Linked DNA regions of Homo sapiens: region 2 is linked to region 1. A link is a loop called in an ENCODE intact Hi-C map of the cell type or tissue named here. Cell type or tissue: mammary epithelial cell. All regions are shown on one strand.

Region 1 (8,000 bases):
ATATCGTGAAAATGGCCATACTGCCCAAGTTAATTTATAGATTCAATGCCATCCCCATCAAGCTACCAATGACTTTCTTCACAGAATTGGAAAAAAACCACTTTAAATTTCATATGGAACCAAAAAAGAGCTCGCATAGCCAAGACAATCCTAAGCCAAAAGAACAAAACTGGAGGCATCACGTTATCTGACTTCAAACTATACTACAAGGCTACAGTAACCAAAACAGCATGGTACTGGTACCAAAACAGAGATATAGACCAATGGAACAGAATAGAGCCATTGGAAATAATACCACACGTCTACAACCATCTGATCTTTGACAAACCTGACACAAACAAGCAATGGGGAAAGGAGTCCCTATTTATTAAATGGTGCTGCGAAAACTGGCTAGCCATATGTAGAAAGCTGAAACTGGATCCCTTCCCTACACTTTGTACAAAAATTAATTCAAGATGGATTAAAGACTTAAATGTTAGACCTAAAACCATAAAAACCCTAGAAGAAAACCTAGGCAATACCATTCAGGACATAGGCATGGGCAAGGACTTCATGACTAAACCACCAAAAGCAATGGCAACAAAAGCCAAAATTGACAAATGGGATCTAATTAAACTAAAGAGCTTCTGCACAGCCAAAGAAACAACCATCAGAGTGAACAGGCAACCTACAGAATGGGAGAAAATTTTTACAATGTACCCATCTGACGAAGGGCTAATATCCAGAATCTACAAAGAACTTAAACAAATTTACAAGAAAAAAATCAAACAACCCCATCAAAAAGTGGGCCAAGGATGTGAACAGACACTTCTCAAAAGAAGACATTTATGCAGCCAACAGACACATGAAAAAATGCTCATCATCATTGGCCATCAGAGAAATGCAAATCAAAACCACAATGAGATACCATCTCACACCAGTTAGAATGACAATCATTAAAAAGTCAGGAAACAACAGGTGCTGGAGAGGACACAGAGAAATAGGAACACTTTTACACTGTTGATGGGACTATAAACTAGTTCAACCATTGTGGAAGACAGTGTGGCAATTCCTCAAGGATCTAGAACTAGAAGTACCATTTGACCCAGCAATCCCATTACTGGGTATATACCCAAAGGATTATAAATCATGCTGCTATAAAGACACTTGCACATGTATGTTTATTGTGGCACTGTTCACAACAGCAAAGACTTGCAACCAACCCAAATGTCCATCAATGATAGACTGGATTAAGAAAATGTGGCACATATACACCATGGAATACTATGCAGCCATAAAAAAGGATGAGTTTATGTCCTTTGTAGGGACATGGATGAAGCTGGAAACCATCATTCTGAGCAAACTATCGCAAGAAGAGAAAACCAAACACCACATGTTCTCACTCATAGGTGGGAATTGAACAATGAGAACACTTGGACACAGGGTGGGGAACATCATACACCAGGGCCTGTCGTGGAGTGGGGGGAGCAGGGAGGGATAGCATTAGGAGAAATACCTAATGTAAATGACGAGTCAACGGGTGCAGCACACCAATATGGCACATGTATACATATGTGACTAACCTGCACGCTGTGCACATGTACCTTAGAACTTAAAGTATAATTTTAAAAAAAAGTACCTAATGTAAATGACGAGCTAACAGGTACAGTAACACCAACTTGGCACATGTATACATATGTGACAAACCTGTACGTTGTGCATATGTACCATAGAACTTAAAGTATAATAAAAAATAAAAAGTAAATAAACAAAAGAAAATAAACAGAAACAAATGAATTAAATGAATGATATCCTCTTTGGTAAAGCACCTGTTAAATCTTGCTTGTTGCTCTTTTTGTTGGGTTATCTCTTTTTCTTATTTGTAAGAAAATAAGAGAATTTTATATAAATGGGTAGGAGTCCTTTGTTAAGCAGGTGCCATTGCAAATATTTTCTCCTAGACCTGGCTTGCCTTTTGACATTCCATGTGGTTTGTTTGTTTGATAAACATAAGTTCTCAATTTTATTAAACTCCAATTCATAAGTATATTCCTTTTTGGTAAGTACTTTGTTGTCTTTTTAAGAAATCTTTGCATACTCCAAGGTATCAGAAATTTTCTGTTTTCTCCTAAAGCTTTATTGTCTTACCATTCACATTTAGATCAACAATCCAGCTGGATTTATTTTTTTAGTTTAGTGTAAGGAAGGCTCAAGATCAAGATACATTTTTTCCATGTGGATATCCAGTTGCCCAGCATCCTTTTTTTTTTTTTTTTTTTTTTTGAGACAGAGTCTCACTCTATTGCCCAGGCTCTGGAGTGCAATGGTGCGATCTTGGCTCACTGCAACCTCTGCCAGGTTCAAGCAATTCTCCTGCCTCAGCCTCCCAAGTATCTGGGATTACAGGTGCCCACCACCACGCCCGGCTAATTTTTGTATTTTCAGTAGAGACGCGGTTTCGCCATGTTGGTCAGGCTGGTCTTGAACTCCTGACCTCAGGTGATCCACCTGCCTTGGCCTCACAAAGTGCTGGGATTACAGGCATGAGCCACTGCTCCCAGCCCAGCATAATTTATTTTTATGTATGTATGTATGTATGTATGCATTTATTTTTTAGAGACAAGGTTTCACTGTGTTTCCCAGGCTGGAGTGCAGTGGCATGATCATAGCTCACTGCAGTCTCAAGTAGCTGGTATTACAAGTGTGTGCCACCATGTCCATCTAATTTTTAAACATTTTTTGGTAGACATAGGGTCTCACTTTGTTCCCTGGGCTGATCTCAAACTCCTGGCCTCAAGTGATACTCCCACCTTGGCCTCCCACAGTGCTGGGATTACAGGTGTGGGCCATACCACCTGCCCAACCAGCACCATTTATTAACATAATCATCTATTACCACTCACTGCACAGCAGTGTCATTTTTGTCATAAGTTAGGTGACTAGTATGTGTAGATTTGTTTCTATCTTTGTACCAATTGCACTCTTAAGTTGTATTTTTACAGGATCTACATCAATAAAATTAATTAATTGGGTCTCTCTGTTACTGCATCACAGTAGAAGATAGCTGCATGGGATTTTATCAGATTTGGAGGGTCTGGCTATGGAATGCCTGATCCATAGTCATAGAATCCTAGACAATACAGCATCTGATCAGAGAACCCACTGAAGGTATGGGAGAGAAGGAGGTATGAGAGTGAGAGCCATAACCAGGAGACCCAATGGTCATATCACATACTGCCCCATCCAGACACTACCAGCCTATTAGAGTAATGAAATGATTTGCTGGAAAGAAACAACTGAAACACTAACTCACAGGCAACACTCTGAAAAAGGCACAGCTGAAACACTAACTCATAGGCATCCAATAGGATGAAGTATACATACTGAATCAGACACCTCCATATGCTGCTGGGTCTCCAGTAGGAACCAAGGTATAGAAGCACAAGTGGCCCTACCTAACATCATTTTCAATGACCCACTAGGGGGCTTTTCTTTTTGTCCCTTTAACTCTGGGCTCTGCAGGATTAGAGGTCCCAGTTCCAAAAGGGGACACACCCTTGCCAAGGGACACAGCAAGATTTCCATTAAACTACCAGCCTCAGCTGCCCTCTGGGCACTTTGGCTCTTTATATTCAGGACCAGCAGGCAAGAACAGGAGTCATTGTCCTGAAAGGTGTCATTGGCCCTGACCAGCAGAAAAAGGTGAGGCTTACACCTCTTTCTTATACAATTGAGAGGAACATTTACAGAACTCAGGTGATCTGCAGGGGCACTTCCTGTTACTCCTTTATCCAGATGTGACTGTGAATGGACAAGTGCAGCCATCCTGATCTGAGAAAAGTGTGATTATCAGGGGTCCAGACCCCTCAGGAATGGGAGTTAGAGTCAGCTCAGTAGGTAAGCCACGGAGGTGGTAGCTGAGGAAGCAGGGAATTTAGAATGGACATTGGGTGGGGAAGGTGGGGATAGTGAATACCAATTGGAGCCCCTAAGCTCCCTCTTCTCAGTTTCCCCTTAGGAAGAGAGGCTCACTGGGACCCCAAAGAAGCTGCTCTGCAAGTGTATATGGTGATACGAAGCCACACAGCACAAGGGTGGATTGTGGCAACCATGGAGGTTTACTGCTCATAACACCCTTGAAGGAAGAACTTGCTGGCAGCCTCAGCTGTTAATGAATTCATGATCTGCCTTCACTTTCAAGCCGAATCTGCATTCTTCCAAGGTAACCCCCACCCAGTGACTGAGCACAGTAAGGACACTAGGGCCTGGCCATTTCTGTGGGTTTCTTTAATGAGCAATCTTTGCTCTGGAGCTCCCCGTTGGGTTGGCTGAGATTTTGTCAGATCTTCATCATGGACTGAGGTTCCCACATCTGGAACCTTCACTATAAGAAAATCAGGACATGGAATTTTTGGCTTTCCAGCCTGTGTAGTACAAGAAAGCATCCAAGAAGGAGGGAGAAGGGAGGCGGAGCACTAATCTACCATGTACCTCAGCCAGTTCACCGTGTCCCATGAGGAAGAAGGGAGCAGTGGTTTCTGGAAAGCCACAGGTGAAGGCATTTCCTGGCTTGAAAACAGAAATGGAACCAGGAAAGAGGAGAGAGAAAAGCATAGCCCAGTGGAGCATGCAAGCAGGTCCGATGTGGACAAGCTTTTCTGTCTTTTTGGAATCCCTATCAAATGCTGCCCTCTGATGTTTGTGGAATAAACTACTTTTGAGAAATGTGAAAACAGCCTCATAAGAGAATGAATCTAGCTGTAGTTTCCTGGGATAAATAGCTCTAGATGTCTGAACCTCATGGAAACCAGGAAAAATCCACCAAACTGGGCACCAAAACTACTTCCAAATGATTGGGTCAACTGCCATACAGATCAAGTTTTACCGAGGTGCTATTAACTTAGACCTCTAGGTATAGCTTATCTTTTCTTCCACAATCAGAGTGGGGGCAGTCTTAAGCATTCCTCATGGTTCATGGAATGATCAGAAAGCACATGGTAAATTATGAATCATTTGTACAAACTATGAATCCAAATGAAGTCTTCCAATAAAAGCGTTTAATTTATTGCCAGTATTATTCATATCACTTCTCTTTATAATCTGTCTTTACAAGGTCCCCCCAACCATACCACCATCATAAATGTTGATTAGGAAAAGAGTGACATCACTGATTTTCAGAATGTTAAGTGCCAGTAGGGAATAACTTTATGTCAACAAACAAAGTTTCTGTTTCTGAATATAATATTGCCCAGTACAGCCAAGGAATGAAAGTCACAATGTTTAAAAGTATCACATCTCTAGCTGTCAGTTGATACACAAAACACTTGTCAGAGTTACAGATTAAACAGTAAATAAAAGCCAAGAATCAGGAGATGACCCTTGGGCATGCCAAGCATGCTCCTGCCTCAGTGCACTTACGTTTTCCTCTGCTTGCAACACACTTTCCCTCAATATCACATCCACAGGAGTGTTCTCTCATCTTCCTTCCAAGCTGCTAAAGTGGTAAGGTCCAGGGTCTATGTTCACAGAAGTTTAAGTCACAGTCACATCTTTCTATTCCCCCTTTATCCCCCATGGTCATTTTGTGGCCAATTGGAACTGTGGCTTGGGATCTTTGGATGGAGGAAGGTGGGTTAGAAGAGGCTTCACTGTAGACAAATTTATGTGAGTTGTCTCTATTGGGGTTGGAAGTCAAAAGCACATTTATTGTGTTAGTTTGTTTCCCTTTGCTAACCTTCCTTCAGTATATGCCTTCCTTTTCTATTTATTCTTTGGCAGGATTTAAATATTCATGGGTCTCTGGGCCTAGTAATTTCTTTTTTTTTTCAGACGGAGTTTCGCTCTTGTTGCCGAGGCTGGAGTGCAACGGCGCGATCTCCAGCTCACCGCAAACTCCGCCTACTGGGTTCAAGCAATTCTCCTGCCTTAGCCTCCTGAACAGCTGGGATTACAGGCATGTGCCACCACACTTGGCTAATTTTGTATTTTTAGTAGAGACGGGGTTTCTCCATGTTGGTCAGGGTGGTCTCGAACTCCCAACCTCAGGTGATCCGCCCGCCTCGGCCTCCCAAAGTGCTGGGATTACAGGCGTGAGCCACCGGGCCCGGCTTAATTTCCGATAGCCCCTCAATCTCACTCTGATTCCTAATGGGATTCATGCTAGAGAAGCCAAGTAGATTAATGAGCAAAGGCCATCATGTCCGGAATTGCAGCACTCTTTTCTGAGAATTGTCTCCATCCCAAGACCACCATCTCTGAGAACCTCTAAATATTTGCAAACTCTTTGGCAAACAGTATCAAACCATTCAAGTTTGAGGCTAGAGTAGTAACTAAAATATGACAAGCTGGAGATGCTCAGCAAAAACTACTTATATTGTGCTTGTACAGATCAACCTGCAGTTTCCAGGTGCCAGAGCTGTTACCATTCCTACCTTTCTCTTCAATCTTCTAGTACTAGGGAAAGGTATTTGCAAATAAGGCAAGGCAGAGATCAGAGCATGCTGCCCTCTGCATGGCCTGGGGGAAGTGCATCACACTCTCCCTCTCCACTGTTTGCTTTCTCACTGGGGAAGAGATGGACTCATCTTCAAAATGAAGGGATAAAAGGCTGCAGAAAACAACAAGCTCGGGGCTAAGTGTGGGGTCAGAGCTGTGTGTAATCAGTCATTAGGGGGCCCTGATCTGCTGATCTACTTTAAGGCTTTGGAATTTGACTTGAGGGATGTCATCCTGCTGCGTTCACAGAAGAAATTCCCAGGGGCTAGAGGTGAGGTCTAGCCACAAAAGTGAGATCATAGATGGAGAAACACTTAGAAAAAGAGTTTGTAGTGCTGTTGTTGTGGTAATGAAAAGAATAATAAGCTGACCACAAAGATCCTCCCAAATCTCTCATGTTGAGTAGTTTAGTCATTGTACAATAAAATAGCATAGCTTTGAGAGCTAAATAAATGTGGGATAGAGAAATGATTACAGTGTTCACAAATGAGAGATAAATTAAACAAATTACAGCAATCCCTACCATAGAATAATATGTAGTCATTTAAAAATTATGTACTACACACATATTGTGGAGGGCAACGTGGCACAATGGATAAAAAAATACAGATCCATATACCTCTAATCTAGCATTCCACTTTAAGAAATTTATCTTACAGGTGTGTTCATACAGGTGCAAAATGACATGTATACGATTATTTGCCTTGCCTTAGAAGAAAACCTAGGCAATACCACTCAGGACATAGGCATGGGCAAAGACTTCATGACTAAAACACCAAAAGCAATGGCAACAAAAGCCAAAATTGACAAATGGGATCTAATTAAACTAAAGAGCTTCTGCACAGCAAAAGAAACTAGCATCAGAGTGAACAGGCAGTCTACGGAATAGGAGAAAATTGTTGCAATCCACTCACCTGACAAAGGGCTAATATCCAGAATCTACAAAGAACTTAAACAAATTTACAGGAAAAAAAAAACAACCCCATCAAAAAGTGGGCGAAGGATATGAGCAGACACTTCTCAAAACAAGACATTTATGCGACCAACAGACACAAGAAAAAATGCTCATCATCACTGCTGATTAGAGAAGTGCATATCAAAACCACAATGAGATACCATCTCACACCAGTTAAAATGGAGATCATTAAAAAGTCAAGAAACAACAGATGCTGGAGAGGATGTGGAGAAATAGGAACACTTTTACACTGTTGGTGGGAGTGTAAAGTAGTTCAACAATTGTGGAAGACAGTGTGGCAATTCCTCAAGGATCTAGAACCAGAAATACACTTTGACCCAGCAATCCCATTACTGGGTATATACCCAAAGGATTATAAATCATTCTACTATAGGACACATGCAGACGTATGTTTGTTGTGACACTCTTCACAATAGCAAAGACTTGGAACCAACCCAAATGCCGATCAATGATAGACTGGATTAAGAAAATGTGGCACATATACTCCATGGAATACTGTGCAGCCACAAAAAAGAATGAGGTCATGTCCTTTGCAGGGACATGGATGAAG
Region 2 (8,000 bases), 230 kb before region 1:
AATAACTTTACATGAAAGGTTATTTTTTTCTTTTTATAAGCTTGCCCTTCCTGACAACGTTGGCCAAATTAAATTCAATTCAATTTTCGAAGCTTAAGAACATTTAAAAAGTTAAAACAAGAAAATACTTATCCTTATCTAGTTTTTTCGATCACTCTAACGTGGCCCTAGATGTACAATTCCATGGAGCCTAAAGGGAGCCAGCTGTGGAATTGCCACAAGGCACGTATAGGATACACATGCCTTAAACAAAAACCAGAGACTTCCCAGGCACGGGGACGGGTGGAGTTCTGTTTCTGTGCTGCACAGACTAACAGGAGAAAAGGATCGATTGTTTTAGGGAGTTGACTCAAAAGAGCTAAACTGTCTTCCTTACACAACTTCTGGGTCTCAGGTAGAAGAATCGGGGCCAGGCACACAGGGAGTGGTAGCCAGGCAAACCTGGCCAAGTCAGTCAAAGTCTTTGAGCCAATTTTCTTTCTCTAAAATAAGAATAAAGCCACGCGGTTTCCCTGAGAATTGAGAGATCTCTTCTGTAGCAAGTGCCCTAGTATGATGCTTAAAACATTATAGGTACTTGGGAAAGAGTAGCTATGTGTTGTAACTGGTGCTACTGTAATAATTATTAGCAATAATAATATTCTAAAGGCCAGATAACCACCTTATCTAACTCAGCTGGGAGAAATTCATGGAGGACTGACAGGTATATATCTCATCGTAGATATTCCAAAAAAATTTCTAACTTTTTTAGAACTGATTTAAGTCATATTAGCACACAATAGAAAGCAAACTATATTATTTCCTATACTGACACATAACAGGAAACAACCATATTTCAGCAGGGTAGGTGCTGTTGAGGACATATTCTGCCAGACACACACTGCAGTGTCTCATTAGGTAATTAACAGAAGCTCCTCCAAGGTTCCTGTAGCAATAAAGCCTGTGATCTTCCAGAGCCACTAATTTATTTTTAATCTCATGGACCTTGTGGTTCTCCTAAATGGTCAGGCTTCCTTTTCTGCTGTGGCCATGGAGGAAGCTCAGATCCTGTTGGTGTGTGTTGTGTACAAATCTTATTGTTCCTCCTCTCAAATTATTTTCCAACACTTATTTTCCCTTCACAACAATTTCCTCTTCTATTTATTTTTCAGTCTGTATTACTAAATGTAAATTGTTAAGCCACTTCAAACCCCTTTTTGGAACAAAGGATAAAATAATGTACTGTAAGTCCTGACCATTCTGCTATTCAGAATTCACTCTAAAAATACAAGAATTCTATCATTCAACCTAGCCCAGCCAAGCTCACATTTAGAGGTAGCTAAAAGATTTCTCTGATGGACAGGTGGTGATTGACAACTAAAGAGGAACTTTCTTCAGAGAATACCTGGGAAATTTGACAAAATTCAATGCAAAGGAAGAAGATAGCAAAGAGCTCTGTAATCAGAACAAGGCCATCAAATCACTGAATGTAGCCAAATGCTCTTGGACACATACAGCTGTCACATAAGCAAGAGTATTATCCCTCTCTTGAATGCTTCTGTCCCGATCTGAGAGTGACATCATCACAAAGCCTTCAGAGGACTAGCCAGCCACAGGGATTTCAATTCCCCAGTTTTTAAGCTGAAGGTTTAAGTAATGATTAGCTGAGAAAGCCAAAAAATACAAGATTTTATTCATTAGTGTTCAAGAGAAGAGACATCTGGTTTACAAACCTCTTTGGTAAATAACACCTTGCAGACATTAAGTTTACAAGAATAATAAAGACAGGGCCAGACGCAGTGGCTCATGCCTGTAATCCTAGCACTTTGGGAGGCCGAGGCAGGAGGATTGCTTGAGCCAAGGAGTTTGCGACTGGCCTGGGCAACAAAGACCCCATCTCTACAAAAATAGTAAAAAAAATTAGCCGAGCATGGTTGCACACACATGTAGTCCCAGCTACTCAGGAGGCTGAGTGGGGAGAATTGCCTAAGCCCAGGAGGTCAAGACTGCAGTAAGCCGTGATCACATCACTGCACTCCAACCTGGGTGGCAGAGCAAGATCCTGCCTCAATAATAATAATAATAATAATAATAATAATAATAATAATAATAATAATAATAATAAATGGTTCATATTGTCAGGAGCATATGTGTTTTTGGTGACTGGTGCAATAGAATGATGGGTTGTACAGTCAACCACACTTTCCTGGGAGACCACTGGCTGAGTGGAACAGAAAGGATGACTGCACAGCTAGACGTTGAGGGCACGGTTTTGCAAATGTTCTCAAGTCACCAGGAACTCATTACAGGAAAAGTTCCATGACATTCCAGGAATAATGCCAACCTAGAACTCATCATTCTGACCTCTTCCTCTAACCAACCAAAGTCACTCTTCCACACCCTGGAACACAACACATAGAGATTTAATAAACATTTCAGGGAAGACAAGCTAAGATCTACATAATGACAGTACTCAGTACATGAAAACACCCCCAGCCTCTTTCGGAACTCAGGAATAAGAAGCCACCATGAGTAGCTGCTGTTCATTTTCATTCACCCCGAAAGTGCAGAGCCTAACTCACACCTCACAAAATGCAGATACTTCCCTGGGCTATTTTCCAGGTATTCAGCACTTACCAATTAATTAATAATTCTAAATGCCAGCTTTAGAGTAACTATTTACTATTCACTTAAATGTGCAAAGCTGGCCTTGAAGAGACCTGGCTATTCCAGTTTTACTATAAACTTGCAGCACTGCTATTACAATTTCAAATTGTGTCTTCCCTGCAAGATATTTTGTAACTATGTTTCAATGTTAAATTATTTTCTCTGAAAACATGTGGCCATTTAGACGTCAAAATAGCAACGTTAGGTACATTCATACTGCTGTGATTCACATTCCAACACAATGTGAATCACAATGTGAATTCCTAACACAATGTGAATCCCAACAATGCTAACACCACTAGACTGTATACTTAAAAATGGTTAAAATGGTAACTTTTATGTGTGTTTTACCACAATTTCTTGAAAAAAGAATCTCTCAAAAGAGGTTTTATCTATATAACCACATTGTTAACCCCACAGCCAACTCATTCTCCATTACAAAGTACAGAGGCTATAAAGTTTCCTAAAATACAAATGATAACCTTCGCTGTATTATTAGAACTTAAAATTACAAATGATTAATCTCTCTAAGACTAGTCAATACTCGAATAGCCAAGGGTATGAAGGCACCACCATACCATTTCTACTGAGCTATTTTCATTGCTTGAAATGTATTTGGTAATAGTGTTTGTTCCAGGAAAGCAAAAAAAAAAAGGAAAGAAAAAAAAGAAGTCAACCTAGATGGCGCCAAATCATCTCCTAACCTCAGGAAGACAAACATCTGCCTCTGAATCTGCAATAAGTCCTAGAAAAATTCCAACATGAAGCAAGGGCACGACGGCAAAACCACAATGCAAGTGTTGCCCTGATTTAAAAGGCAAACAAAACCCCGAGCCTGTCCAACACAGAGTAGATAATGAATAGCAGCCATCGCATGATAGAGCTTCCCAAAATCATTTCCTGGGGATTGCACTGTTAGCAACCCCTGTGGTTGCTCTATAAAAAGAAATTATTTACCAACTGCCTTGACATCATAGGTAATGGAATAATACATCAAATGAGATGCTTCATTTTTCCTGCTGAGGCTCAGCTCTAAGGAATGTATTATTGTTTTGGAAGAATTGTAAAAGAATTCCAATAAAGACAATTGAAAGAAAATACAATTATATCCTCAATGGGCAAGAATTTTTAAATGTGTTTTTCTAAGTGGAAAAGCAAAGAACTGCTTTTGAAAGTTGAAATAGACACTTAAGAAAGCTTTTTATCTATCCAAAGCAAGTGATGAAAATTTAGCTGTCCCTCAAAATTATTTTGTTTAAAAATTGAAGAGCTTTTTACTTGATGTGTTCACCATGTAATAGGTCCCTTCCAAGTTGTTTCTTTCGTAGACACATTATAATCAGTAATTATTCTATCTACTCATTTCTCTATACTTTGTCTGCATTCTTCAGTGAAATTTATGTTTGCTCCATAATGGCAGAATCCATGTCATAACTGCTCACCACTGTATTCCAAAGGCCCAACTCAGTACCTGCCACACACTAGTGGGCTCAAAAACAATTTTTGGTGAGTAAATGCACAGTTAATTGAGTATCCCATGGCTGCAATAACCATCTTAGGGTTTAACAAATGTCTATAAGCTGCATATGTAAATATTTTTGGTCTCAGAGATTTAAGAGGTCACAAAGGGAAGAAGGGCAGTCCATAATTTATTTAAAATCTAACTTAAGTTATAACACCTTAAGACTTTGCATGTAAAAAAGCCACAATGCAGCTTTCTTCAGTATGGATAAGGATTAGTTATTGCATTTCATGACAGCCCTACCTGTTTATAGGTAAACATTTTGGTACAAACACTCTATTATAACTTTGGTTTCTTCCTATACAACTGACACCTTTTTATATCCAAATAGCAAATAAAATGCTCGAGGAATGTTGTCAGTAAACACAGGCAGGGCATATAATGTAAATCCAGAACAAAACTACAGTGTGGATTCAATTCTTTTTCCAACCCAATCTTTTCTAAGAAGCTTATATTGCTTAATTTACTGATCAGTACTCCCATCAGAAAAAAAAGAATAAAAAGTAATGTTATCTTATGCTTACTGAAAAATTACCATTTCTGTCCAAAATTTGGTTAACAAGATCTTAGGGATGAGGCTCAGGGAAAATCATAAACTCTTTGTTGCACTGGACCCCGTTTCTCAATACTACACTGCATTTGAGAAGATTACACTGGATTAATTTCAATGGCAGCCAGTCTGGGCAACATGGCGAAACCCTGTCTCTACAAAAAATACAAAAATTAGCCAGGCATGGTGGCACATGCCTTTAGTCCCAGCTACTCGGGAGGCTGAGGTAGGAGGATCACTTGAGCCTGGGAGGTTGAGGCTTCATTGAGCCAAGATGTACCCCAGCCTGGGAGACGAAGGACCCTGTCTCAAAAAAAAAAAAAAAAAAAAAAATTTGGCCGGGCACAGTGGCTCATACCTGTAATTCCAGAACTTTGGGAGGTCAAGGCAGGTGGATCACCTGAGGTCAGGAGTTCGAGACCAGGCTGGCCAACATGGTGAAACCCCATCGCTACTAAAAATACAAAAAAAAAAAAAAAAAAAAACAATTAGCTGGGTGTGGTGGCAGGCGCCTGTAATCCCAGCTACTACTTGGGAGGCTGAGGCAGGAGAATTGCTTGAACCCAGGAGGCAGAGGTTGCAGTGAGCCGAGATTGCACCACTGCACTCCAGCCTGGGTGAGTGTGAGACTCTGTCTCAAAAAAAAAAAAAAAAATTTAAATGGCAGACTCACCACTGATGATCTTCTTGTTGCCCTACTTCACTGGGGAATTTAGGAAAATAAAAGCTTTGGCAAATATAAAAGTGCTACATAAATCTCACATTGAAAACAAATATGCTCTGTGAGCTGCTTCTTGGACACTATTTTGATTTATTGGGAACACTTAGGGTATAGATATGGATCTTCTGCACACTAAAAAAATTTTCAGTTAGGAGGAATAATTCAGAGATCTATTATACAACATGGTGACTAGTTAATAACAATGTATTTTATACTTGAAAATTGCTGAGTAGATTTTAGGTGTTCTTACCACAAAAAAGATAATTATATGAAGTAATGCATACGTTAATTAGCTTGATTTAGCTATTCCACAATGTACATATATACAATGAAATATGTACACCATAAATATATACAATTTTTATTTGTCAACTGCAAGAAAGAAAAAGATGAAAGCAAACGAGGGAGGGAGGGAGGGAAGAAAAAGGAAAAGAAAAGAAAAAAGAGAAGAGAAAAAAGAGAAGAGAAAAAAGAAAAGAAAAGAAAAGAAAAAAGAATTTCAAAGCTTTAGAGACCATATGCTTAGTTCTACCCCTCCTTTGACGAATAACGGAACCAGAGGCCTTGAAGAGATACCCAGTGCCGGGACTATCTCTGCCTGCTTTCTCCTCATTGGTGCTCTTTTCACAACAAGCGGTGGCTCTTATTGGTACAAGTAGCCTCTGGGCATCCTTTCTCATCACCCCCTGCCACAAAACCCAGAGAAGGCTGATGAGGCACACACAGCTCTTGGGAATAAGAGGACTTTCAAGTCTGTGAACTCTGGGTGACCCATGTGTAGACCAGTGTCTACATTTCAGAAGCACTGAGACCAAAAAGGGGAGAGGCGTTGGGGAAAGGAGCCTGAGACAGGGAGAAAGCAAAGAAGGCAAGAGTCAAATAAACGAGCCTTTTTTCCTTTAACTGCAGCTTGAGTTAGTCCAATTCAGAACCACATTTTGAAAAGAATACACTTATCCCCACATTTCCTATTTGACATTTTTAAGCTGTTTTTTTCAAATGGCCTTTTTTTTTAACTCTGTAATTACTTACCATAAAGTACAGATGTTATTTTCTATAACATTAAAGAGATGAATAAGAAAACTCCTGGCTTACAGGCAATTCTACATGAACCCTCAATTTCTGGAATGCAAGTTAATTCCTAATAAGTCACTATTTCCAGCCCTGCTCTGTTACTCTAAACCTTACCACCTAGACTTAAAAGTCATCGTATTAGTTAAAATTACATTCTTTTTTTCCTCCAAAACAGCCCTCCTGCTAGATGTTACTATGTCTGTCATTTAGTATTAGAAACTTTAAAATCCACTTCATTCCACTACATCCTACATCCAAGATTCTTCCTTCTAATTTCCTAATATCAGTCCCTTTATCTTCCTGTTCGCATACCTCCCCCAAATTCCCAGGCCTTCTGTACCTTACTGGTCCTGTTTAAGTGATTCCCCTGGCTATCACAGTGCTTAGTTACTAGATCCCCTCTGGTCCACCATGCCTGTCCCAATTTATAAGTTATGCCACTGGTACCTATACTGATCCTCAACAAACTACCTCTACTCACAGCCAATAACTGACAGAATCTACTATGTTATCATGTTTTACAGAGCTCTAACACAGTGCCCTGCATTCAATATTCTATAAAAGCTTTCATAACAATAAAGATGAAAGGCTCCCACTATTCATACCAGTAAGATGTAGAAGGGAAAGTTAATGAGTAGCCCTGGAAGGACTTTCATCATCTTATAGCAAAGGGCTGTAAAGCCAAAAGCTGAAAGCAAAGCGTGCGTGAGGAGGGAAGACAATGAACATCAGAACCAGCGGCAAATTCTTGTGGCTGAGACACGAAACGTTCTTTGAGCCACAGAGAGAACTGGCAGCTCCTGAAACAAGAAGTTTCTTGGATTTTCTTTTTATGCCATGCTGCCAAGCAAAACAAATATTTTTGCATCCTAAATGAAAGTTCAGTTTACCCTGATAATTCTTTATTGGTAGCAAACCTCATCTAACCACAGCCTATCAGTTTCTGACAATTTTCCATTTCATAACAAAGGAAAAAACATATTTCTAATAGCAACCAACTATCCTATTACATGAGAACTTAACCACCACCTCAAAAGAAAAGAAAAAAAATCTTCACTCGAGAAGGAAATGTTTTTATTCTAAAATGCAAAATACATAAACATATTTAAATAAAAGGAAACCAACAAATGGAATTTTTCCCCATATAAGAATCAAGAAAGTAGTATCCCCAAATAAAAGTTACGATCACAGCTTTAAACTGAGACAAATTGCCAAAAATATTATAGAACTGTGTGTGGTTTTTTTCAAGCAACTAAAGATATGGAAGGTGCCTCATCCTACATCAGCCACACAGCCTTCCCCCCAGCCAGAGGATGCAAACACTAGAATGAAAGGGTCTTCTCTAAAGAATCAAATCATCTCTCGCATTTGCTCAATGCTTTACTGTTTATAAAGCACTTTTGAGTGCATATTTCAACCAATTTTAACATCAATTCTATGAGGAATTATCCCCATTTTCTAAGCAGGAGAACTGAAGCTCAGTTGTC

What was found. Peaks named below come from ENCODE experiments on the same cell type or tissue, not always from the same donor. Only the 100,000 strongest peaks of a DNase experiment are listed, where the experiment ranks them.
Region 2: a loop joins it to region 1, with 8 times the contacts of the local background. A loop is called at or near these places in 14 of 110 quality-filtered maps.

Annotation. Positions count from the first base shown.
Region 1 is chr10:58,411,394-58,419,393 of GRCh38, reverse strand. No RefSeq gene overlaps it. Among named protein-coding and RNA genes, the nearest start is that of TFAM, 30 kb to the right of the region's middle. In mammary epithelial cell, CTCF peaks have their summits at 4,671 (motif pointing left) and 6,470; DNase peaks (open chromatin) are centred at 4,653 and 6,733.
Region 2 is chr10:58,636,771-58,644,770 of GRCh38, reverse strand. The region is part of intron 2 of BICC1 (BicC family RNA binding protein 1); the gene reads right to left. Among named protein-coding and RNA genes, the nearest start is that of BICC1, 130 kb to the right of the region's middle. In mammary epithelial cell, a CTCF peak has its summit at 3,334; DNase peaks (open chromatin) are centred at 2,850, 3,440 and 7,240; H3K4me3 peaks cover 194 bases; H3K27ac peaks cover 2,704 bases.